Linked DNA regions of Mus musculus: region 1 is linked to region 2. Evidence: chromatin loops called from intact Hi-C (ENCODE). Cell type or tissue: left cerebral cortex. All regions are shown on one strand. Each heading gives the region's core, and the rest is flanking DNA. Links, peaks and the distances in the headings are about the cores only. Region 1 overlaps Clic5 (chloride intracellular channel 5). Region 2 has its middle 120 kb from the start of Runx2os3.

What was found. Peaks named below come from ENCODE experiments on the same cell type or tissue, not always from the same donor. Only the 100,000 strongest peaks of a DNase experiment are listed, where the experiment ranks them.
Region 1: a loop joins it to region 2, with 2.2 times the contacts of the local background. A loop is called at or near these places in 8 of 42 quality-filtered maps.

The regions. Positions count from the first base shown.
Region 1 is chr17:44,269,581-44,281,368 of GRCm38, reverse strand. It overlaps Clic5 (chloride intracellular channel 5), which reads right to left. Exons shown (of 6, transcript NM_172621.2): 5 at 10,697-10,878; 6 at 1,201-6,155. The coding sequence ends at 5,988. Among named protein-coding and RNA genes, the nearest start is that of Clic5, 87 kb to the right of the region's middle. In left cerebral cortex, for the core only: no CTCF peak of the experiment used is centred there; no DNase peak of the experiment used is centred there.
Region 2 is chr17:44,436,075-44,447,862 of GRCm38, reverse strand. No RefSeq gene overlaps it. Among named protein-coding and RNA genes, the nearest start is that of Runx2os3, 120 kb to the left of the region's middle. In left cerebral cortex, for the core only: no CTCF peak of the experiment used is centred there; a DNase peak (open chromatin) is centred at 4,895.

The sequences.
Region 1 (11,788 bases), core at 2,349-10,348, 170 kb after region 2:
GAGAGAGAGAGAGAGAGAGAGAGAGAGAGGGAGAAGGCACCCTGGAGCAGTGATGTAAAGAATTATTTTTTCTTAAGAAAAAGGACATTTTCTCCAGAACTTCTTGGGCAGAGCTTCCTTCCCATTTTGCCCAACTCTGAAGCCAACTGGCAGGTCAGGTACACGTTATTGCTGATTTCCTGACTACTGAGAACGAGAGCTTTAATAGATTCACATGATGTAAGGCAGGAGAAGGATGGGAGACTATCGCCTGACCCAATCAGACTCTCCCAAAACACAATGGGAGTGGTCATCTGGCCGTCAGTAGCACCTGATGCCCCTGCCCTGAGACTCAGACTGCCCTTCCTCAGCAGCTAGTCAGGAACTTCTAAGATTCTTGCAAGCTGTTCTTACCGCACAGAGACTTTACAAGATGACCAGAACCATACTTCACGGGTGGCCTCACTGGAGATTGTGTTGGCTTCAGAGACCCTGGAAACCTCAGCCCTGAGACGGTGATGGGATGCTAAGACTGCACGCTTAGGGCTGGGGATGTGATGGGGCTCATGAGAGACAGGAGAGGGTTTGGGGCACATGTAAATTGAAAGCTGATAGATTGATAGATGGATAGATTCCTGATCTACCTCCAAGTATGACAATGCATAGAGGAAATGGAAAGCGTGGCTGGAGGGGTATAATGATTTATTTTACCCATGCACCCTCAATGAGCTTATATCCGTCTTAATTAACAAACAAACAAACAAACAAACAGGAATTGGGACAGCTACATCACGAGCCTTTTGACTTCCTGCTTCTTCCTTCCTATTCCCTTTTTTCCTTTTCCATTCTGCTTTCCTCTTTCCCTTTCTTTGTCCCATCTCCCTTCCTCCCTTTTTCTTGCTCTCTTTCTCCCTCTTTGTCTGTCTCTGTCTCTCTGTCTCTATCCCTCTGTCTGTCTCTGTCTCTCTCTCTCTTTCGATTTTTTTCTTTCTATTCTGAGGATCAAACCTATGACATGTTACACAACTCTAACACAGAACCACACTCCCGTCAAACCTTTATATTTGTTTTTTGTTTTGATTTTAAGGAAATGGCCCTATTTTGTGTGAAACTAAATAAGCTTTATTTGAAAAGGAGAGAGGTTTTTTTAAAATATATATATTGTCATCTAAAACAGCAAAACCATCACCCCCAAAGAAGCCCAGTGATCTCTTTTGTAATATTTGAAAATAAACCAACTTTATTTGAATCAGTCAATACCAATCAAGACCAGGAAATGCATTTACAGCTGGCTCAAGGATAAGTAGAAAACACTTGACTTGGTATGTAGTCAAAGGCGTGGTACATTGAGTAAGGCTTGAAAGCAAGGTCTGTTCTCACCCAAGCTAAAGGTCTCAAAAAATATGTTACCATCATTTGGAGTGTCCCTACATACAATGTATTAGAATTGCCAATCAGTTAACTCCTCAGCTTATAAAATAAAATTAAAAAAAAAAACTAGGTGACTTGGGTGGAGGGGGGAGAAATTCAAGTATCAGCTGAATATTTTACTTGTTTTGAGACAGGGTCTCAGACCAGCCTCCAGTTTGCTATGCAGCTGACCTTGGTCTTCCTGACTTCAGCTCCCTTGTGCTGGAATTACCAGTGTTTGCTACCATGCTTGGTTGATGCAGTGCTAGAGATCTGACCCAGGGTTTCACGTATGTTAAGCAAACACTCTATAACCAAGCTTGATCCTACCCTTCTATCTCCTATAAATATATTCACAGTTGATGTTGTGACATCTCTAGCTATATACAAAAATACCATGTCTTCAAAACTGTTTTTACCAAACACTAGATTGATTTTATTGAAAGTACGGTTTAAGTCAAACCTTATATTGGAATAACATTTTCTTTATTTTTGCTGGTGCATGTGGTGATAATGAACAATAGATCTATATCCTGAAACAACATTAAATAAGATTGGGCAGTTTGATTTATACTCATTCATAATAATGAGATGAATGTAGCTTGCAGCAAGGCTGGGAGGGAAATATTGGTAGAGGGAAAATAAAATACACTTATAATTCAGGCACAAGCTGTTAGTTTGAATGATAAAGAGCAGTGGATACAAAGTCATTGGCTTATTTGTAGAAGGGCCCCAAGGCCAAAGACAAGATCACAAATCTTCTCCCAACACCAGAGTCTGAGGCCTCATGAGCACACTTCTTTCCTTCACCCTTTCTAAAGGTTCTTTGTAATATCATATATAGATATAATGTATATGAATATGGATGATAGAAACATGTAGATCTCAAAAGGTTATCCTTGAGAATCACTGAATTTAGTTTCAATCATGAGTTAGTGTTTCATGTTTCCCAGCAAAGCCACATTAGTATCCTGCCTCATCTTGCAGCTGAGCTAACTCCTAGACCATGGAAGAATGGACAGAAACCCCAGAAGTACCTACCGACCAGACACCTACTGCTTCTAGAAGGATTTGATTGTAGATGCAAACTCTTTTAGCGATGGTGAACTTTTATTAGATGGACACACGGCTTCTGCCTTGACTTCCCTCATAATACAATTTACCTGGGCCTGGAAGGTCCCCAGAACTTGTCAACAGCAACGTCTCTCTGTGCCAGGCATGTTTCATTCCATGATGGTTCTAACCTGCTTAGGACTACCTGTCTGCAGAATGTCCACCCCTCTAGTCACTGTTCTTGTTTCACCTCATAAGAACCTCACAAGAAGGTACCAGCAGGTTCTGCCCCAAACTTCACTTTTGGAACAGTTTGGTTTTGAAGAAAAAAAAAGAGAGCCTATTTGTTCCCACCAACACTAGAGGGGACCAGTGGGGACATTGCCACCTACCAGGAAGCTAGAACTAGTTTGGGATCGACTGCCTAAATAAACTGAGTGACCATTTCCTACTTTGCAACTGATTTGTTTGGTTCCAGTAGGCTACCTAGACCCCTCATTTAAACTGTGAGATAGACACATGACTGTGATCCTGAACTTACCAGGACATTTTCTTTTTTTTCAGGAGAATATGAAATTATATTTCTAAACAAGCAAACAATTCACTTTCTATCTTATTGTGGATAGTTAATAACATCTTCTCTCTGGATCAACCTAAGAATGTCTTCTGTCTGGATCAACCTAAGAAGTGGGCAGTTTTAAATAGGTAGGTACACTCAGCTCAGTAATTTTGAGTCAGACCCCGTCTGTCTGTCTTGCTTTGCACTTAACGTTTCATACATACAAGATTGTCATGTGACAATCCAAGGTGAGAAAAGAATACACAATAGCTCTGTCAACATAGCTTCCTTTTCTCTGACATCCAAATGCTTCCTGGGGGACTGGCATTTACCGGAATAGCTCTTATCCAGAATTTCTGCAGGTAGAGTCCACACTACAAACCCTTCCACATGGTCTGAGCTGGGACTTGGAACCTCAACACAGGGTGACTGCAGATGGTAAACCATATACATATCAAGGTTAAGACCAAGGTCCAAAGAAACTAGAGCCTCCAGAGAAAACTCTCCTTGGAGGGGGTGGGGTAGGTAATCATCATTGACTTTATTGCTATTTTTTTTACATACTATGATAATTGTGTCCTAAGACATTGGTTAGTCTCATTATAGTTATTTGATAACATTAAAGTTACATCTGCATTAAAGTACTGAGGAAAGCCTCCCATTTACAATCGTGCCTCTCTTTAAAGGGGTTCTGATTGATCCTATAGCATCCAACATTGCCTAAATATTGTGATGTATGTGAAACTAACTCAACCATAGGAGAACCGTCTAGAAACAACATCGACTCGGCTTGGGAAGTTTGTTTTTAAAAGACATGCCGATTGCTGGGCTCAGAGCATCACATGAGGAAAATTCTTCCCCTTCCTCTGAGGCCCCTCAGCATGCACGCTAGTCTTCATATCTTTAACACCAGCCCACCTTTGGAAAATAGGGGTGTGAGCTGCGTGAGTTCACCCTGCCTGCTTGTAAATTCTAGGAAGGATCCCGGAGAACAGCATGGTTTTCTTTTAATTAAACGGCCTTCCGGATGGTTCCGGAAGTTCTGCTTCCCCGAGAGGCCCATTGAGGGCTCTTCCCTGAAGAAAAAAGTGCTGTTCCCTCAGCAGTGCTACACTTTTAAACATCCCCAGGGGTAGCTTATGGAGAGCCCGTGGAAAGGTTCCTGTAGCGATGGAAATGAATCGGCTCATTTTGCCTCTTCAAAGCCCCTTCAGGTTTATAAACTTCTAGCAGGCAGAGTCCTCTTCCCCAGTGGGCTAGGGAGACCTCCTGCTTCCTCCCTCCTTGGATCAATGGTCACTCTTTGCTTTGGAGATCCCTAGAGGCAGGAGGGCTCAGTGACTGCTTGGGTTAAACCATGTTGTATTTCTATGGAAAGGATCTGTGCTGCTCCACCCTCCCGAGCAATGAGCCAAGACCAGGGCCTTACCGGCCCTCAGGAGCCTCGCCTCCACTGTCAGTGACACAGAAGCGGGATTGTTGGAGTTGAGGTCCTGGTGATGGATTTCTTCTAGGCACTCACTAGCTCACTGGTAGAGGAAGAGCTAATGAGTGATTGATTTGTCATAGTTCCTAATCAGCCTAGGTTCTCATGGTCACACCCTGTGAGAGTTGTAGGTAAAACTCAAGGAGAATTACTAAAGAGAGAAATATTAGTTTATAAAGAAATTTTTAAAAAGTTTTCTCTTCCTTGAAAATCTGATAGATGAGCCTGCTGACAGGAAAATGAACCCAAGCCCAAGGCAGTCCATAATTTCCAAATTCAAGTTGTGGCTTCCCAGTCAGAAAGACCCATGGGCTTTCTTCCTAAGGTAGCCCACGATCACACCATTCATTAATAGACTTTCTCTTTCATCAGAGGCTGAGGCTGAAGAAACTGGGAGCCAGGGCACAGGCAGGTGGCAACCCACATCTGCAAGTGACTATGAAGAGCCTGGAAGACATTTTTGGCTGATGTTGGAGTCTGCTCTACAGTTGGTAGGGGTGCCGTAACACCAATCCAAGATTTAGATAATGAGAGAGAAGACTGCTCTAAAAGTTTTCTAGGCTATGTCAAACTCAAATAGAACTTTATTTCCTCCCATCCCTCCACTTCCTTCGCTTGCTCAAACCCAAAGCTACCCACTGAAGAACACAGTCACACACACACACACACACACACACACACACACACACACACACACACACTCTCATGTGATCTCCAGTGGACGACTACTCTTCAGCCAGTGACCCCTGTGGCTGTAGACCCTGTTTGGGCCTTTTGGCATCAATATTGCTTCCCAGAAGTCTCTCCCTATCTGGGTCACCTTGGTTTAGAGTTATAAATCGACTGCCTTTGTGGCAAAATGGAGACAGGAGGAAAACTTGGGTCAGTGCTGGCCAGGATGTAATCATATTGCACCAGAAAACTGGGGTATATTGTGTGTTGGGGGTGTCTCCATCTGGCCCACTGTCAGAAATAGTGAGCATCTGGAACTGTTTTGCTAGAGCCACACCCAGCTGAGTCCCCCCAACCACTGTCTCCCCAATCAAGGCATAGATCTCTCCCTGACGATGATGTATCTGTCCATCACCTTGCATTTGCTGAGGAACGAGGGGAGAGAGAAGCTGGCATTTCAAGTTGTTAGCGCATCTGAGAAAGCATTATGATATTGGCAGAAGGGAACGGTGACAATCCCATGAGAGCTCTGCAAACTGACCCCAGATTCACTGACCCCAGATACACTGACCCTAGATCAGACCAGCAGGTGGAAAAAAAATCTGCCACCGTGTCCTCTGCTTGCCAGGCTCCTGCAGGGCAAGGCAGAAGGATGGCACTGATCTTAGAAGGTAGAAGGCTGGAGTTGAGTTCAGGGGTGCCAGTAAGATGTGGCCTAATTTTTTTTTATGTTTCCCCAAGGCAATGGGGAAGAAGAGTCTGTAGAGCTGAAAGCCATTGGGAGAAGTAGAATTCTTCTGCAGCAGAAATTGGGCCAGACAGCCAAGCTCACGATCGGCTGAGGCGCCTGGCGACATCTGCGTAGGCCAACTCGATCTCACTGTCAGCTGCACAGGTGTTGGTGAACTCGTCCCGTGCATAGGCATTCTTGAGGTATCGCCACAAGCCTGTCATCTCAGCTGGGATGTCATAGTTTCGGTACTTCTTAGCCACAATCTAAGCAAAGATGACAAGAAAATGATGGCATGAAGGCAGGAAACAAAACATTAGGAGGTGTTGGGACCATGGTTTCATGGGTGGCTGTGCATATCAGGTATGTTTGCATACAGCATGGCCAAGAGAAGCTGGGTAGAAAGACTAGCCATATCTGCAAGCTCCCAGGGTCTTGCAAACAAGAGGTCCTTGCTCTTGCTTTAAGGCTGTGTCAATATCAGTACATTCTTCATATATTTTTTTAACAAAGGACCTCTTATTCACTGCTCCCTGGGACCTGCCCATTAGTCTTTCCTGTAGCCCTCAGGGTCATGCAGGGGCAGCAGAGAGCAGAATCTCTCCCAGGGTTCTGCTTCTAACTTTCTCTGTTTTCTCTTGGGGGTGGCAGAGGGCACCAAACCATGGGGTCTGATATTTTCCTGCTCAGGGACCCCCAGCTCAGCCACGCAAGGATTTCTTCCTTGCTGTATGGGTCATGAGGAGTCCACAGGAAATGATGCCAAGAAGACAATGACAGTCTGCTGCATGAAAAGCCATTAGGAGGACACCTTTCTTCCCATCTCTCATTCCAGTTCTGAGCTTCTGGTACAACAACAGGACACATTCTGTCCTGAGTCAAAAGGATGACAACCACATCCTTTTCTCCTCCCCAGGTTGTGAGGAACAGTAGGACAGGGAGGGAGCACAGCCTTGGCCTTTCTAGACCCTTCCCTAATGTTAACGACTATGTAGACTGTGGCAACTGACAACACTGGCCCAACTGACAACACTGGGTGCTGTGTTAAGCTACCTAGAACTGGGTGCAAAGCTACCTAAATCTCTAAAGAATCCTGCAAGGCTTGTGTCCCTAATGTACAGATGAGAAAGGTGAGGCACAGACATTCAATAATAATGTTTTGATAAACAGTTGAATCTAAGTTTTGGTATCTTCAGTTATCCCAGTATCAGAAAAGGTGCATATAGATATATATAACGAAACTTCCCACCCAACCCCTCTCCCTGTGTGTGCATCAAAATTACAGTTACGAAGTAGCAATGAAAATAATTCTATGGTTGGGGGTCACACAAGATGAGGAAGTGCATTAAAGGGTCATAGCATTAGGAAGGTGAGGAGCCACTGAGGATTATAGGGACTATCGTGAGATGCCTACCCACTGAGTAATTAGGAACATTACTTACAGCTTCTGCTCTCCCCTCACTCTCCTTCCCACACAGCCCTGTGCAGATGATGAAAAGCCACTGCAACTCAGATGCCACCAGATCCCAACTGCCAGCTATTAACCTGTGACTTCTACTGCCCACACTCACAGAAGGATACCCTGGTGCTCTGACATCTGGAGAGACCCAAGAAACTGCCTCGGTTTCAAAGTTCCTCTGACTTTGTCCTGCTTCTCTGTGCCAATTCAGATAGACAAGAATTGCCTCCTATAGCACCTGAAAATGTCATTGTCTGTGGCGGAAAGGGAAACTGGCCCCTACACACACCTGCCCAGGGTTTCATTGGGTGTTTGATATTAATGCAAACTCAAAAAAGTTATCATCTTACAGGGGTTCTCTGTCCTTATGCCCATTCTCCCTCTAATAGTGATTGAGGTACCTTCAAAATTGTTGCATTACCATCTCTCTTCCCTTTGAGAAAGGGCAGATGAACCTCAACTACTCCAGTCTCTGGTCTCAGGTTTTACGGATGGCCACATGTTCTTGTGTAGAAAGCAATCTGTGATTCCCCCCCCTCTCCTCCATAGAATCTCTCCATTGCTAGAAAATGACTCAAAACCTATGCTCATCTCCACATCTATCCCCAATTTGTTGTCTGTCTGTCTGTCTGTCTGTTTGTTTTTGTGACATTGGGGTTGTGAACACTCTACTTGTGCCTCACCAGGAAAGTTTGTCTGGCTCTGAAGAAAAGTTACTATTACCTTGCAGCAAGGCTAAATGTCAGGGCAGGAGGCATATACCCTTTCCAGTTAGTCTGTAGTTTATCTCTATAGCAGCCATCGAAGCATGTCTGTTATTTTGCCCACACACCTACAACTACAATGTGCCAGCCCAGAAAGAACAGGACACAGCAGGGACTCGGCTGCAAACATCAGCTCCCCATACAGCCAACTATCCATCTCACCTCAGCAGGCCGGGTTTCATCTCTGCTGGACCCACACCTGCAGGGCTCCATGTTAACAAATCTCTGGAATTCCAGAATGCTTCCTTGGGAAAGTAGCCACCTTAGAAAGTGGGAACCTCCAGGAGCATCTGTTTTTCCCAGTGTTCAAGATTTAGAACTTCTTGATACGAGATTATTCTCTTCTGATGATGAGTACCAAAGAAGCCACCCACAATGTTCTATCCTCCTGTATGAGTGTGACCGGCTTGAATCAACACAAACCACTAGTTGTCCTAAGACCTCCCTCTGGACACTGTACTAGGAGGGCCTTGCAGTTTGACCAGGGGTCTTTGAGAAGGGATTGTCTTGGCTCAGAACAAATCTAGGCAACTATAATGATCTGATCCAAGGAACTAGCTGGAGTTACCGAGGTGGAATAAAAAATGGAGCACAGTAAAGTGAGCAGATCTACTAAGAGATAGTGTGCAAAGCTCGACATGATGGCATGGACTGCTAATCCAAATACTCAAGAGATACCAGCTGGAGGACCTCAAATTTGAGCACAACAATATTTAGACCTTGTGTCAACTGATCTCAAAGAAACAGGGGCTGGGGCTGATATTTTACACTGATAAACTCATATTTTGTTAATGCTAGCAATTTAATTTGGGGTTTCCTTTTCTTGTTTATTCATTTGCTTCCTTGTCTTTTGTAGAGCCGAGTTTCCAGCTTAGTGCTAAGTAAGAACTGTACTGGTTAGTTTTTGTCAACTTTACTAACTAGAGTCATCTGGGAGAAGGCACTGTGTCAGGTTGCCCTGTGGATATGTCTTTGGGATCATTCTCTTGATTGTTAATTGATATAAGAGAGCCCAGCCCATTGTGGGTGGTACCATTCCTAGGCAAGTAGGTCTGGGCCATACAACAAAGGTCAAGAACAAGCCGAGGGGAGCAAGCCAGTAAGAAGCATTCCCCCTTGGTCCCTGATTCAGTTCCAGCCTCTAGGTTCCTGCCTTGAGTTCCCTCCATGACAGACTGGGACGTGAAAGCTCCAGGCTGCTCTTGGCCATTTTTTTTTTTTATCAGAGCAACAGAAAAGCAAACTAGAATATGTGTTCTGGGTTATCTTTATTAGCTTGAAAACAGCAGACATGGGATTAAAGAATCCATATTTGCATTTAAATGTGGATCTTTCTTCTAAGTTCCCTCACAGAGGAAATGGCCACTATACTGAGCCAGCAAAAGACCATCCAGGGACCAGGCTCTCAGTGAAGTGTGAGCCATAGCCACTCAGCATCCTGGAATGGGGATAGATAAGAAGGAAGACAGGTAGGATCGAGGGTGCACTGAGCTCTGATATTCAGAAGAACTTGCATATTCATGCTCTGAATCTTCTGTGTCATATGAAAGCAGTTAGCTCCTATAGCCTGGATTATATTTTGCATCTGAGGCCAAACTGCCTTGGCTTCCTTTCATGCTCTCTGCACTGCAGAGGTTTGCCAGGTCGCCGAATCTGATAAGCTGGATCAGCAGAAATCCAAGGAGACAGGAGTCCAGGCTCAGCCTTTGCTCCTTCTCAGGAGATCCTCTCTTTGATCACCAGCATCCCAGAACTAGAAACCTGCTAAACTGTCTCCAAGAACAAGGGGTTAACTTAGTCATTTAGGGCTAGAAGGAGCCAAGACATTCAGAGAATGAGGTAGACCCTGTGAGTGTCTTCTGTTTGCCTACTTTGACAAAGGATGCTTAAGTGAGCTGCCCATACATGTTGAAGTAGAAAAGAGAGAAAGAAGGAAAAGAAAGCAGGGGGAGGGAGTTGATCCACACCTCTTCTTTTATGCATAAGAATAATGAAATCCTAAAAGATCAAATGGCTCGTCCTAGTCTGCCCAGCTAGTTGGTGGCAAACGATGAATTAGAACTTGGGTCTTCTGATCTTTCTGTTATATCACTATGACACTGTGTGACTGAGCAGGTATCATGCATCCCCAGTGGTTCTGCCTATTCCTCAGGGAAAGAAGAAGAAAGCACAATTTGGTGGGTGGGGCCTGCAATAATTAATAACTTCAAAGTGACGTACTTGGCTGGACCTACAAGAGATCTTTAGCTTGGCCCTGAGCCCAAAATATCTTCATAGTCAAGTATTGCATTGGCCTGCCCTAGAAGCAAGTGATTCTCTCCCCAGTTTTAACCCAGGGCAGTTGGACACTTATGCATAGATGTTCAGCTAAGTGGCCTTACCTCAAAGTGGTGTGTGCTCTGATTGGAGGAACATCTATGTGGCTAGCTCAGTACTAAAGCTGGAAGTAATAAATCTACCCTGCTGCTGAGCAATGGGTTAGCCTTATCCTCAGTGAAGGGTAGAAAAAGCATGAGTGTCCTAAAAGACACATAGTAGCTGTCCAGATTCCTCATAAACAAATGTTATTAAAAGGTTATCTTACCTTGACCACATGCAGCTTGGGCAGCAGATTGCAGTCGGCCAGGGTCAGCTCATCCCCATCCAGGAACTTGCGCTGGGACCCCTTCTCGTCCCCGTGGGTGTTGGTGTCAATCTCCTCTGGCAGAGGGCTGTTTAGGTAGTCATCCAGCTTCCTCAGCGCCTTTGTCAAGCCTCTCTCAAGGGCTGGCAAGGAAGAGCAAAAGAAGGGTCAGCTTTCTTCTTACCAAAAACATTCATGGACACTTCGAAGTAGACTATGCTGAGTCGCTTCTCGTCATTGCTCTGCCATTTCGACACATACAATTGGACTCCTGGTGGTTAATAGCATGATTGTATACCGGACACAAACCCTGGACCTGGAGCGATGTCTCAGGGAAGTTGCTGCTATACCAACAACTGGGATCTGTTTCCCAACACGCACATCAGGCAACTCATGGCCACCTGTAACTCTGGGTCTAGGGAATCTAACTTCCTCTTTTGGCCTCTGTAACCTCAAAGAAACAATACCTAAAGGATGATGAAGTGGCAGAAGACCTTTATAGTCTTGTCCTGATCAATTAGCAAATAATTCATTTAAACCCACAGAAGCAGAGACCCTCTTAGTCACAGAGGGGTGACATGGAAATTTTACACCTGAATCCTCAGGGTAGTTGTAGAATAGATGCATGGCTGGTCATTAATGTACCTGTGATGTACCTGTGACATCATCCCTGCTCCTCAACCCCACCAAGACTGATATACAATATGCTCCTGAGCTCACAGGAGTCCCAGCTGCTCCATGTGGCAGCAAATACAAGAGGGACATTGGCACCCCAAGAAGCTGGGAGGCCTGTTATCCTTCTCCTGAATTCCCAGATGTGTCTTCCATTAATTAGCCACTCCCACATAACCCACTTTTGTCTCTGCATAGGAGATCTTTTGTTTGAGACAATGGAGGGACCCCAGTCTGAGACAATGCCACTGAACACTTCCTGGAAAGTTTGGAAACCTGCTAGAGGCTTTCTCAATACTTCCTTCTCCCTGGTGTGGCATTTGAACTCCTCTTCATCATCTGCTTTGTGTTTCCAGTTTGGGAGAACAGAGTAAGAAGGGC
Region 2 (11,788 bases), core at 1,162-9,161:
ACCTTCTTCCTCAATACCACTCTCCAAAAAGATGCAGTCATCATTCATCCACATGTATAAATGAGCCTGCTGGATCCACAGGACTCTCCATGCCTTGTGGATCAAGCAAAAGGCAAGACCCAGTGTTTGTGCACTGGGGATATATGTAAAATATGTGGATGATCTCTGGTCATAAAGCAACACTGTGGTGGTGAATTAGACATGTCTGCATCAAGTTCACATTTTTTTATTGGTTATTTTATTTATTTACATTTCAAATGTTGTCCTTCCTATTTCCCCCTCCCCTTTGCCCCTATGAGGGTGCTCCCCCATTCCTGCCTCACCACTCTAGCATTCCCTTACACTGGAATAGTAAGCCTCCATAGGACCAAGGGCCTCTCCTCCCATTGATACTAGATATTTTTAAACACTGGGTGCCCTGTTGGTGTCCCTGTATGGGAGAAGTTATGGAACCTTAAGGAGGTGGAATCTTGCTAGAGGAAGTAAGTCACTTGGGGATGGCAGGAGTTGGGGGTGGTGGGTGGTGGGCATGTATGTGTCTTTGACCTAATTTCAGTCTAATCTCTTTGCTTCATGTTTGTGGTTAAAGCTTATGGGCATCTCATCTTGCTCTTGCTCCTGCCTTGCCCATCACTAAGTATGTTCCTGTAGACCCATAATCCCTTCATCCATAGGCATTTTTGGTCATGGTGCTGTATCATAACAGCAGGAAGTCAACTAACACAAACACAAGTTTAAAGTTAGATTTTACTAGGACCTTTGCATCCAAATGAAATCAGAGCTGTTAGGAGGATCCCCTGCCCATCTACCAAGTTGGGGCTCATGGCAGTGCTCACTGGGATAGAGGAGGGCAGAATTCTCACTGCCCCAGTTTTATCAACCTTCATATTGATTTTCCTCCATAAATTGATTATGCCTTGTTAATCAATCCATCTCCTAGAAAAAGATTCATGAAATTTTATTTGCAACTTTGAAATAAACATATATGACTTTCTACTATGAGGTGTGCATGTGTGTGTGTATGTGTGTGTGTATGATATATATGGCTTTATTGAAATGGCTTACAGACTGTGATTCAGCTAGTCCAACAATGGCTGTCTACCAAAGGTCCAAGCATTCAGCAGTTGTTCAATTAAAGCTGGATGTCTCAACTGGTCTTGACTCTAACATCAGTGAAGTAATGAAATTGTCATTGAGAGTGTGTGTGAGCCTGTGAAGGCCAGAGGACAGCCTCTGGTGTCATTCCTCAGGAACCGACCACCTTTGTCTTGAGACTGTCTCTCACAGGCCAGGGACTTTACCAAGTACTCTAGGCTAGCTGGCCAGTAAGCCCCAGAGACTCACCTTGTCTCTACTTCCCATCTTGCCATTGTATCTGGTTTGTTTTGTTTTTATGTAGATTCTGGGGATTGAAATCATGACTTGATATTTGCGAGGCAAGCACTTTATGAAAGTGGGATATGCCTTATAAATGTGACAAATAATTGGGTTAGAGGAGGTCATGAGGGTGGGGCTCTTGCAATGACATAGTGACCTTGCAAGAAGAGATAGCTCCCTTTCTCCTACCTACCATGTAAGAACCTGGAGAGAAGGTGACTGTTGACCAACCATGAAGAAGGTCTTCACTAGTGATCCAGAAGCTCTAGAACTGTGAGAAAATATGGTTCTGTTATTCCAGCTTCCCAGACTGTTGTACCATGCTACAGCAATCCAAGTTGGCTAAGGCTCTATACCCTTGGGGAATTTAGGAGATGAGAGGTAGAGAGACCAAAAGACAATGGAGATATATATGTAGGAAAACCTAACAACAGAAATGTAAATAAGCATTGGATAATCATATAACAGAATGCTTTGCATCAGTGAAAAGGAATAAAATCTCCCATGCTACTGACATAAACAAATGCTCTAATTTCTAGAGTAATGTGCGCAATATAAACCCATTCAGAATAACAGACAGCTTAATGGTTTATCATTACGAATCTATATATGTTTACACATACCTATTAAAGTTAGGAAGACAATAGCAAGGTTTAGAAAAAGTAATAAAATACAGGAGGAGGGGTTACCTTGAGGAAAGTGTGAAGAAAATAAGGTGTGTGAGGACACACAGGTTCACTCTGCATAGAGGCTGTGAGCTAGCCTTGGTGATAGGGCCGTGGTTTTGTTCTGTTACATTTTATACCATCTGTATAGTGTTGTGTATACTATTATGCGTGTATGTAAAACATTTTATCATTAGAAAAACAATTTAAGCAAGAAAGAAAACATAATAAAAGCATAGGTCTTGGAGGATGGCCAAGCTGGGCTCTGCTCCAGACTACGCTGCTTGCTGTATGAACAATGCTCTTCCCTTTGAGAATCATGGAACCCAGAGAATGGGAGTCTTAAGGCAAGCCTGGGAGCTGAGTAGTGGACAGCAGGTGTGTGGGATGTGGAGGTTATCAAAGGCAGCCCAGGGAGCTGTTCAGTGCTTCAAAGTGTCTTTAGAGATTCCCAGGTATGAAGTGTTTCCAGTCACAGTCTGGCCCAGGCTGTCTCGTCTTTGGAGGCTAGAACTCTTGGAGGCAAAAGCAAACAATGAACCAAAGAGGTAATGTGAATGTGGATACCCACACCTGGAAGGAGAGGAGAAGGTGGGAAGATCAGAAATCCAAGGGCTTGGGCCACATGGTGAGGGTCAGGTTAGCTCTGTCTGTCTGTCTGTCTCTGTGTCTGTCTCTATCTCTCTTTCTGTGTCTGTTTCTGTCTCAGTCTCTCTCATAACACACGCACGCGTGCGTGTGCACTCGCGCACACGCGCACACATGGTCAAACCAAGTAAACAAATAATTAATGAAAGGAGGGACTTACAAGCTATCAGTCATGGTGGAGACTCTCTGCACGATGATGAAGAGGACTTGAAACAACTCAGAGAACAAGCCCTACATGATGGACATCTAGGAAGGCCCACACCACTTTGAAGTGTTGTAAACTTTTGCAAAAAACTGGCTCAAAATTAGACAATAGGGAAAACCAGGGACACCTAAGATTCTGTTTGCTTGTTTGTTTATTTTTTAATTTGTGTAATTGAGTTAGAAATTAACAAGGAGATCTTGGAAGATGGCTCGGTGGGTAAAGTGCTTGGATTAAGGTTTAGATCCTAGCGCTTAGACAGATGCTGAGCACTGTGACATATGTCTGTAATCCACGCTGAGTGTATGCAAACAGACCCTGGGGCTTTGCTGTCCAGAAATGTCGAGTCCCAAGTTCAATATGAGACTTATTCTCTTGAGAAGAGGTTTCACATTGAACCTGGAGCTATGCTGGAAGCCAGTAAAACTGGGTAAGTCTCTCTAGACCCATCTCTAAGTGCTGGAGTTACAGGCGCACACATGATATCACCCGGCGTTTCATATGGGTTCTGGGGATTTGAACTCAGGTTCTCAAGCTTGTACCAAAAGCATCCTTACCCACTGAGTCTCCCAGCTCCCATCTTGATTTTTGTGACAAAGGCTCTTGCTGAGATCGGGAGCTTGCCACTCAGGCTAGGCTTTCAGCCTCAAACCTCAGGGACCTCTTGTTTCTGCATTTTTTTTTTCTGCTGGGGTTAGAAGTGCATGATTCCATACTTAGCTTTTAAAAGTATTTTTTTAAAATTTTTTTTGTATATCTTTATGCCTACAAGACTTTATGTGGAACATGTTTGTGCAGGTGCACAAGGAGTCCAGAGGGTATTTGATCCCCCTGATTGGGGTTACAGACAGTGGTGAATCATCCAGTGTGGGTGATGGGAATGAAACCTGGGTGCTCTGCAAGAGCAATAACCGTGCAGACACTTCTCCAGCACCACACTCGACTTGTGATGTAGGGCCAGGGGAGGACCTGGTGGATCGTGACGATGGGATGGAGTTCTGCAAGAAGTAAAGGGAGGTGTGGGGAAGGACATGTTTAGGAACATCACTAGGGCATGCCTGTCCTGCATCCTGTTACGTGCAGAGTCAGGTGAAGGACCACTGGCCCTCTGAACACAGAGCTCTGTGGCGCTCTATGGAGGTGAGGGGTGATGGGGCTGGGGGTAGTGAAGATTTGAGAGTGGGGATGTAACACGGATGGGAGTGGCTTGAAGCCTCACAGAGTAGCTGCTGCAGAGGAGGTGGAGGGGAAGAACGGGAGCGGACAGCCAACAGGCAGCCAGCGAAGAGGCTGCGGCTGCGGCTGTGGCTGCTCAGGCTAGGGCGATGAAAACATGACAAATGACTCCAGAGATGCTGCAGACGGATACTCAATGCTCTCTCCCCTGGAGGAATTTTCTGATTTCCACGGCGGGGGACACTATCTTAACCCAAAGGAATGAGACTGAAGACAGCTCTAGCTTGGATCACAATGAGCAGGCACAAGGGGAGTTTGAGGGTATAGGGTCTGAGGGGTCTTTGGGGGCTCTTTCTGGTGTTTAACTCTCTGTAACTGTATAAAAAAACAATCTAAAAGGCCAATAAAAACAATTTAAAATGTATGCCTATAATTTCAGCACTTGGGGAGCTGAGACAGGAGGATCACCTCCAATTTGAGGTCAGACTGGGTTATATAGTGAGTTCCAGGCCAGCCGGAGCTACAGAGTGAAATCTTGTCCTAACTCAATGAGACCAAAGGCTAGGGATGGAGTTTAGAGGGTAGAACACTTGTCTCCTGAGTTCCATCCTAGTGATAGATAAACCAGGGTTTGAAGTAGATGGATTCGACGTCCAAGGTCATCCTTGGCTCCACCAAAAGCTCAAGGACAACACAGCTGCATGAGACCGGGTCTTGAAAAGACAAAAAGAAAAGAAACAAAATAAACCATAAAGGCTGAGGAGATGTTTCATCTGGTAAAGCCCTTGCAGCATAAACCTGTGAGTTCAGATCGTGGGCGGGTGGTATGTAATCCTTGCACATAGTAGAGCAGAGACCAAATCCACAGAGCAAGCTGGCTGCCAGAGTAGCCAATACTGTGAGATCTGGACTCAGTGAGAAACCCTGCTTCAGTGAGAGATTGTGCTCCAATGTACAAGGCAGGGAGATACCTAGGAAGACAGTCAGAATCACCCTCAGGTCTCCATATGCACACATACATGAACATACGTATACATGCCACCACATACATACAGACACATGCACCTACTATTTAAACAAACAGACATGTGTGTATGTATATGTATACATTTAAGTATATATAAATATAAAAATAAAATATAAATATATATTTATATAAATATAAATGTGATACATATATATACACATACATATATATGTATATACATATGTATATATATATGTATATGTAATATACACATACTATATACATATATGTAAAATTTAATATTATACATACATACATACATACATACATACATGTATATATAGTTTGATCACATTTGTTAAAGAGATCTTTGCCACCCACGCTGTCCAGCTCAGACTATGCTGCGCTAAGGATCCGAAGCTTCACCCTGATGAATAGCGCACCAGTTGCTACCCTGGGCAGGGCCATTCCAGAGGCTGGAGCAGAGGCTGTCCTACAAGTCAGTCCTGGCTGGGAAGCTGTTGGGGTTACTGTGTGTGTGTGTGGGGGGGGGGGTTCTGTCTTGGATGCCACAGAGGAGAAGAAAGGGAGAGGCTAAGGATTAGAGAGAGCTTTGCACTTGAGGAAGCCCCCATTTCCACTTCCGGTCTAGGCTGGGGGATTCCTGTTGGGCCTTCTCTCTGACCCTAAGCGTCTTTCTCAGTGCTGGCCAGCTTGAATCAGCAGCACAGGTGCTTAGCATCGGTACTCACTCAGACAAGGTACTGACCTTTGTCTTGGTGAAGATGGAGTCATTTTCTACCTCCAAGGGCAGGACCACGTTCTTTCTCTGGTCTTTGGGGCAAGCTTCCCCGAGGCTCTTTTCTCGTTTGACTTCCTCGTTGTCTACACACAACAGTTACTAAGCATAGGGCTTTAGGACCCCAGGCTGCCTACTGGGGAGGCCGAGGCTGCAGGATCCAAAGTCGAAGCTCGGTGGGCAACTTGTGAAAGAGTGGCTGAAAATGAAAGAGACGGGCTGTTCTTCTGTGATGGTGGGGTGCCCAGCGTGTGCCAATGTACCAAGACTTGTGTGAGATTTCTAAGAGTGAAACAAAAACAAAACAGAGAAAGAGAAGGGGATGACGTTCGTCCGTAGAGAGCACTTTTTGCTCTTCCAAAGGACCTGCCAATGTAGCCAAGGTTGCTCCTGGAGAATCCAGCATCCTCTTTTAGTGGATCAAGTGGTGTCAGGGTTGCTCTCCTGGCATTCCCTTCTCAGATAAGTACAGAACTGGAGGTGACTCTAATGTGTGTGAGATGAGAAACAGTTGGCTACCAATTCATTGTCATCTAGAAAGACCCAGAAAGTCAGTGCTCAATATGACTTGTGTCTGGGCTTGACATATTATTTAAGTGAGATACTAATATGAAACACATTGGCTAACATCAAGAAGCAATTCTTGCTATAAGGAATGGGGTATAACCCCTGACGAGAAATTAATTTGACAGGTCTGAGGACCAGACAATACTTGCTGCAGGTCCAAGGTGGGGAACCAATATTTGAACGTGGGTCTCCCAGTTCCTTGTGTCCTACAGCTGGAGCTGGGTTCTAAGATTCTTGGCCTTAGATTCTGTCCAGGGATCCTCAAGATGTGGGTGGAAAGATTCTGACTTGCAAAGCAATATCTGAAGAAAGCTTTTGGTATATCCCTCTCTCTCCTTCTCTCACCCAAACTGGCCCCTCTTTCAAACCCCTCTGAATTCTGGATACCATGAACTCATGTTTCTCTTTACGAGGTCTTCAGCTGCCTGTTGTCTTGTCCCAGCAAGCACAGATGAGACAGAGAAATGCAGTGCTCTTTGGCATCTCCTTAGAGGAAACAGACGTGAAAAGGAAATCTTTGGTTAAAATGCTTGCAATGTTCCTTTAAAATACATGAGCACTTTCTAAGACAGCCATGATACTTGGCAGTCTGCGCTCCAGGCTCCAAGTTAAACAACAGTGTTAGTGAATTGAGGTAATTCATTCTATCAATCCACCCGAGTGTAAATGTATACAAGAGTGTGGCCGGGCAAAAAAAAAGAGTGTGGTCTGTGGACAGTGGAGAGATGTTTACTCGACTTGTTGGGCCTGGTCACCACGGTCTGTCCTCCCTTCCAGCTCTGCCGGGTGTTGCTCAGAACAGTCCCCTCTGCCTTGTGCAGACGTGGAAACTCTCACGCAGGGTAAACGAACTTCCAGCCAGGGCTTTCTGGTTCCCGGCTGAAGGATCAGTGTTCTGCCCGTGTTCTCTTTTTCCTCCCTGATGTTTGGGCAGTGGTTGATGGCATCAGCCTCCAGACACCATGGAAGGAAGAAGGGATGAACAGAGGCTAGAGTTGAGTACATCTTCAAGCCAACCACAAAACTATCTTCTAAAAAAGATGCTATCTGAAAATGGGGGGCATTTAGAAATGAAATGGACAGCATATGATATTCAGCCGCAATGGAACATATACATATCTTCCAGGCAAGTGAAGGCAGATAGAGGTAAAGCCATCTTCCCAAAGTTGCACAGACGACAGAGGCAGACCTGAGATTCACACCAGGGGCATTGGTGGGGGACTGGGTTGATGACTGGAGATGGCACAGTGGGGGATTTCAGCTCAAGGGGTCTGAGAGCTGACTCAGCAGTCTGACAGGTGTTTTCCCGCTCCAACCAATGAGGGTACTCTCCACGTCACATATGGAGGTGGGTCAGGGATGCCCCTTGGAAAACATGGCAAAGGAAGGACATGAAAGGAGGCATTGAGAGTGGAAGGGGAACAGAGGACCGGACGTGGATGGTCTTGTTCAGTTTATAATGGGTTTAATTTTTTCACTGCATTTATTTGTTTATTGTGTGTGTCTTTGTGTGTGCGTGTGTGTTTATAACACAGCTCTATGTAGAGGTCAGAGGACAACTCTGGGGAGTTGGTTCTCTTCTTCCACTCTGTGAGTCCCAAGCATAGAACTCAAGTAGCTAGGCTTGCAATGAGAAAGATTTGAACGATGCGCTTTGATGGTGTATGGTCATCCTGCCAGCTTTTGGATCAAGTCATCAGTCCACACTCAAAGAAACTGATACTTAAGAGAGACAAACAGTTTGCCTAAGGTACAAGACTCAAGTCCTACTCTCTGACTTCATGACTCAGGATCTGCTGAGGATTGCTTTATATTGAGAGCCTGTGGGCTTCTGGGGACATGGATACTGATTGTTGTGTCCTTTGAAATGCCATATTTTATTTAATTTTCAACCATCTGTAGCCTCAGAGGGACTTGAAGAAAGATAGCATGACAGTTGACCTTAACCGTCAACTTGATGGGACTTAGAATAACTAGGGACTCATGTCTCTGAGTGTGTCTATGGTTCCAGAATAATTTACATGAGGTGAAGAGACCCACCAAGATTGTGGGTGGTACCAACCCCTGGCTTGAACATCCCACACTGAACACATAGGAGGAGGCCAGCTGGGTGTCACATTCTTTGCTCTCTGGCTCTGCTTCCAGACTGTGAATACAGCATGACCAGCTGCTTCCCACTCCCATTGTCATGACTTTCTCTCCAGGGTGGACTGCACCCTCAAACTGTGAGCCTAAGGAAACCCTTTCTCCCTTCCTTGAGCACCTGCTGTTGGTTATTTTGTCCCAGCAGAGAGACAGGGAACTTATCAGAAAGGATTGTGTTTCCTCTTGACTTCAATGAAACCTAGTAGATAGAAAGGAGACTCAAAATGTAGGAGAAATGCAAATACCTGTTGAGTTTTCTGATGCGTCTAGAACCATCCTGGAGCAGAGGCAATCAAGTGGGATTCCTACAAGTGACTCCTCAGTGGTCACTTGGGATTTTCCACTGTCTCTTCCTTATGATGACCCTGTAAAGGAGCTAGGATGGACTGGAGAAGTCATCTGACACCCTTGTTTTAGTGCTTAGCAGATAATTCATTCCCTTACTGTGAAAATTCAGGTCAACTATCCTTCTCTGTATCTTCTCATAGTAGAAATCAGATAAACTAGATTTGGACAGCAAACTAGATTTACAAACTAGATTTATAGCAAATTAATGAGAGTCAAAGAGATGACTCAGCAGGTAAAAATGTCTGCTGCCTGCTCTCAGCCCTGACTACTCCAGTTTCTTCCCCCAAAATCTACAAAATCTACATGTGAGACAGAGAAAACCAACTCCTGGAAGTTGTGCTCTGATGTTCACCCCTGTGTTGTGGCATGCATCCACTTCCCCTACACACACACACACACACACACACACACACACACACAGAGTGGGGGGGGGGAGAGGGAGAGGGGAAGAGACGGAGAATCTTGAAAGCAAGTTCTTTAGGGAAACTGTGCCTCAGATTTCTGACTTGCCAAAAGCATGCTTGATTATTTTCATTTAAACATATATCTAGGATCTTTTTCTAGGTAATATACACTACATAAAGGTGCATAATTTTAACACACACACACACATACACACACACACACACACACACACACACACACACACACACACACACACACACACACAATTGCTTAGTTCCCCATCAACACAGTGGGTTTCCTTTCTATTTCAAATGTTCTTATAATACATACTCTTGGGCAGAATTAAAAGGACTTAGGCCAGTCAGTTTCTGACACATAAAGTCTTTACTTTCTGGAAGCCAAAACAACCTAGGAGTTGGTTATCCATCCCCCCACCCTGCTCCAAGCCAAGTTAAGTCTCTCTGTATCTTCCTCTCTCCAGCCTTCTACCTTTACTCTTTGGAAATGCCTGGGGCACGGGCGAGGGGATCAGTCTTCCGGTGACTCCTGTCTCTCAGTTGAGATAGAGCTGAAGATGTCATTTTGGCTGAAAGACCATCTCATGGCTTGCTGCAGAGATGCTGAGGGTGGTCCTGCAAGGAGGTGTCTGCTCTGCAGTCAAGCTCTGCAGTGCTGCTTGACGGTGGCTGCGCTCGCTGCCACATAATCCCCCAGCCCACAATCCTTTCATGTCTTTCAGGCACACCAGGACTCCAGTGTTTCTTCCTTTTCTCATCTGGGCCCTCAAGTGTTTAGCATCCTTCTCATTCTCCCAAACATTCAATTCTTTCCTTTAAAAAATTATAATAGGGATGGAGAGATGGCTTAGCAGTTAAGAGAACTACCTGCTCTTCCAGACAACCTCAGCTCAGTTCCCAGCACTCACACGGTGGCTTATGACCACATGTAACTCTAGCTCCAAGGGCTCCTGCACACATGGGGTGCATATGAACCCACAGAGGCACACACAAGTTATATTTATTAGTTGCCTGTGTGTGCATACGTTCATGCATGTGCATTGCACATATTCTATGGCATATATGGAGGCCAGAGCACAACATGTAAGAGTTGGTTCTTTCCTTCCACTATATGGGACCCAGGGATCAAACTTAGGTCATCAGGTTTGGTGGCAAGCAAGCAAACACCTTTAATTATCCAGCCATCTCACTTGGACCCTACCTCCAATTTTTAATTACCCCTTATTAACTTTTTGGAAAACCCCTCTGCACATCTGTGGGGCCTGGCTTAGTAACAGAAGTCTCTATTAAACTTGTGGCGTTAACCAGTACACTAGAGACAGTATGATTTGAGTGAGCAAGACAAGCAATAGGAATGTTTAAAAGTCATTAACACATCAAGAATTCAACAATCACCTTTCAAGATTGTACAGATAGTCAGGGACTCAGGTTCAATTTGGACTCCCTGTTGATCACCGTCATTGTTAGGGCAATATCTGGTCTTTGAACAATAGGCCCTGATCATCCCCCTCAGGTTTTGTTCCCCTAGGTTGAACCTCTGGGATAAGCTACACAGAGGTTGTGTGGGTCCCACTTCAGCTGGACTCCGGTTGGGCAGAGAGCTAAAGAGGACTTACAGAATGCTGGAGGGGGACCAGGGCCAGCCTGGGAACGCAGCTGGGCAGAGCCTGGCTACCCTTTTTCTCATCCTTTACTCATCCTGAAAGTACATCAAGACTTGTGGTTTAGGCTCCGTTTATCTGCTTTCAGCCTAAAAGTCAGAACTTCTCCTTCAAGGAAGGAGAGCCGTGTTCATTGAAACTGAAAGGAGTCGCCCCAAGTCCCTGTGAACTGAAACCATGGGATTTCACACGGATCTGCCTGGTTCTTCCTCCTTCCTCTGCTCTCGGACCTCATGTCACGCTTATTCAGGACAAGGCAGATCCGGATGGTTTTCCAACTGCCAGGCTCACAAAGCTGCCCAGGCAGCAAGCTTGTGCTCTGCCTACTTGCAGACTGCCTAGATGCCCCAAGACTTAGGCTTGGGGGGCTGACCCCTGGGTTAGACATATGGGGTCAAGCAGGAGGCTTGTTTCAATGAGGATATAAGGCCCTGCACAAAGAGCTGGGGAAACTCCTAGGAGACACATAACTGGAAGGGCTCTGGGGTGGGAAGGAAAATGTCTGCTTCCTTCCTTGCCTTGCCTTAAGAGTCTCTCTGCTCCCGTGAAAAGGCCTAAAACCTGACTCAAATGTGGCCATTCCAAGACTAGACATGGATGTGATCCTGAGAAATGATGGGAGCAAGTCACTTATTTGAGGAAAACCAGTAGGTGATAGTGGGATGTGAGTTGAAAGTCTTCATGGAATGGTTGCCTCAAAATTGCTCCTGCTATAACTCCAACAGAGGAAGGAAGCCCCAAATACCTAAAAGAAAGAGAACAGAATGGAAGAGAACACAGAAGGCCTGCTGAATGCATAAACTGGTTTCCC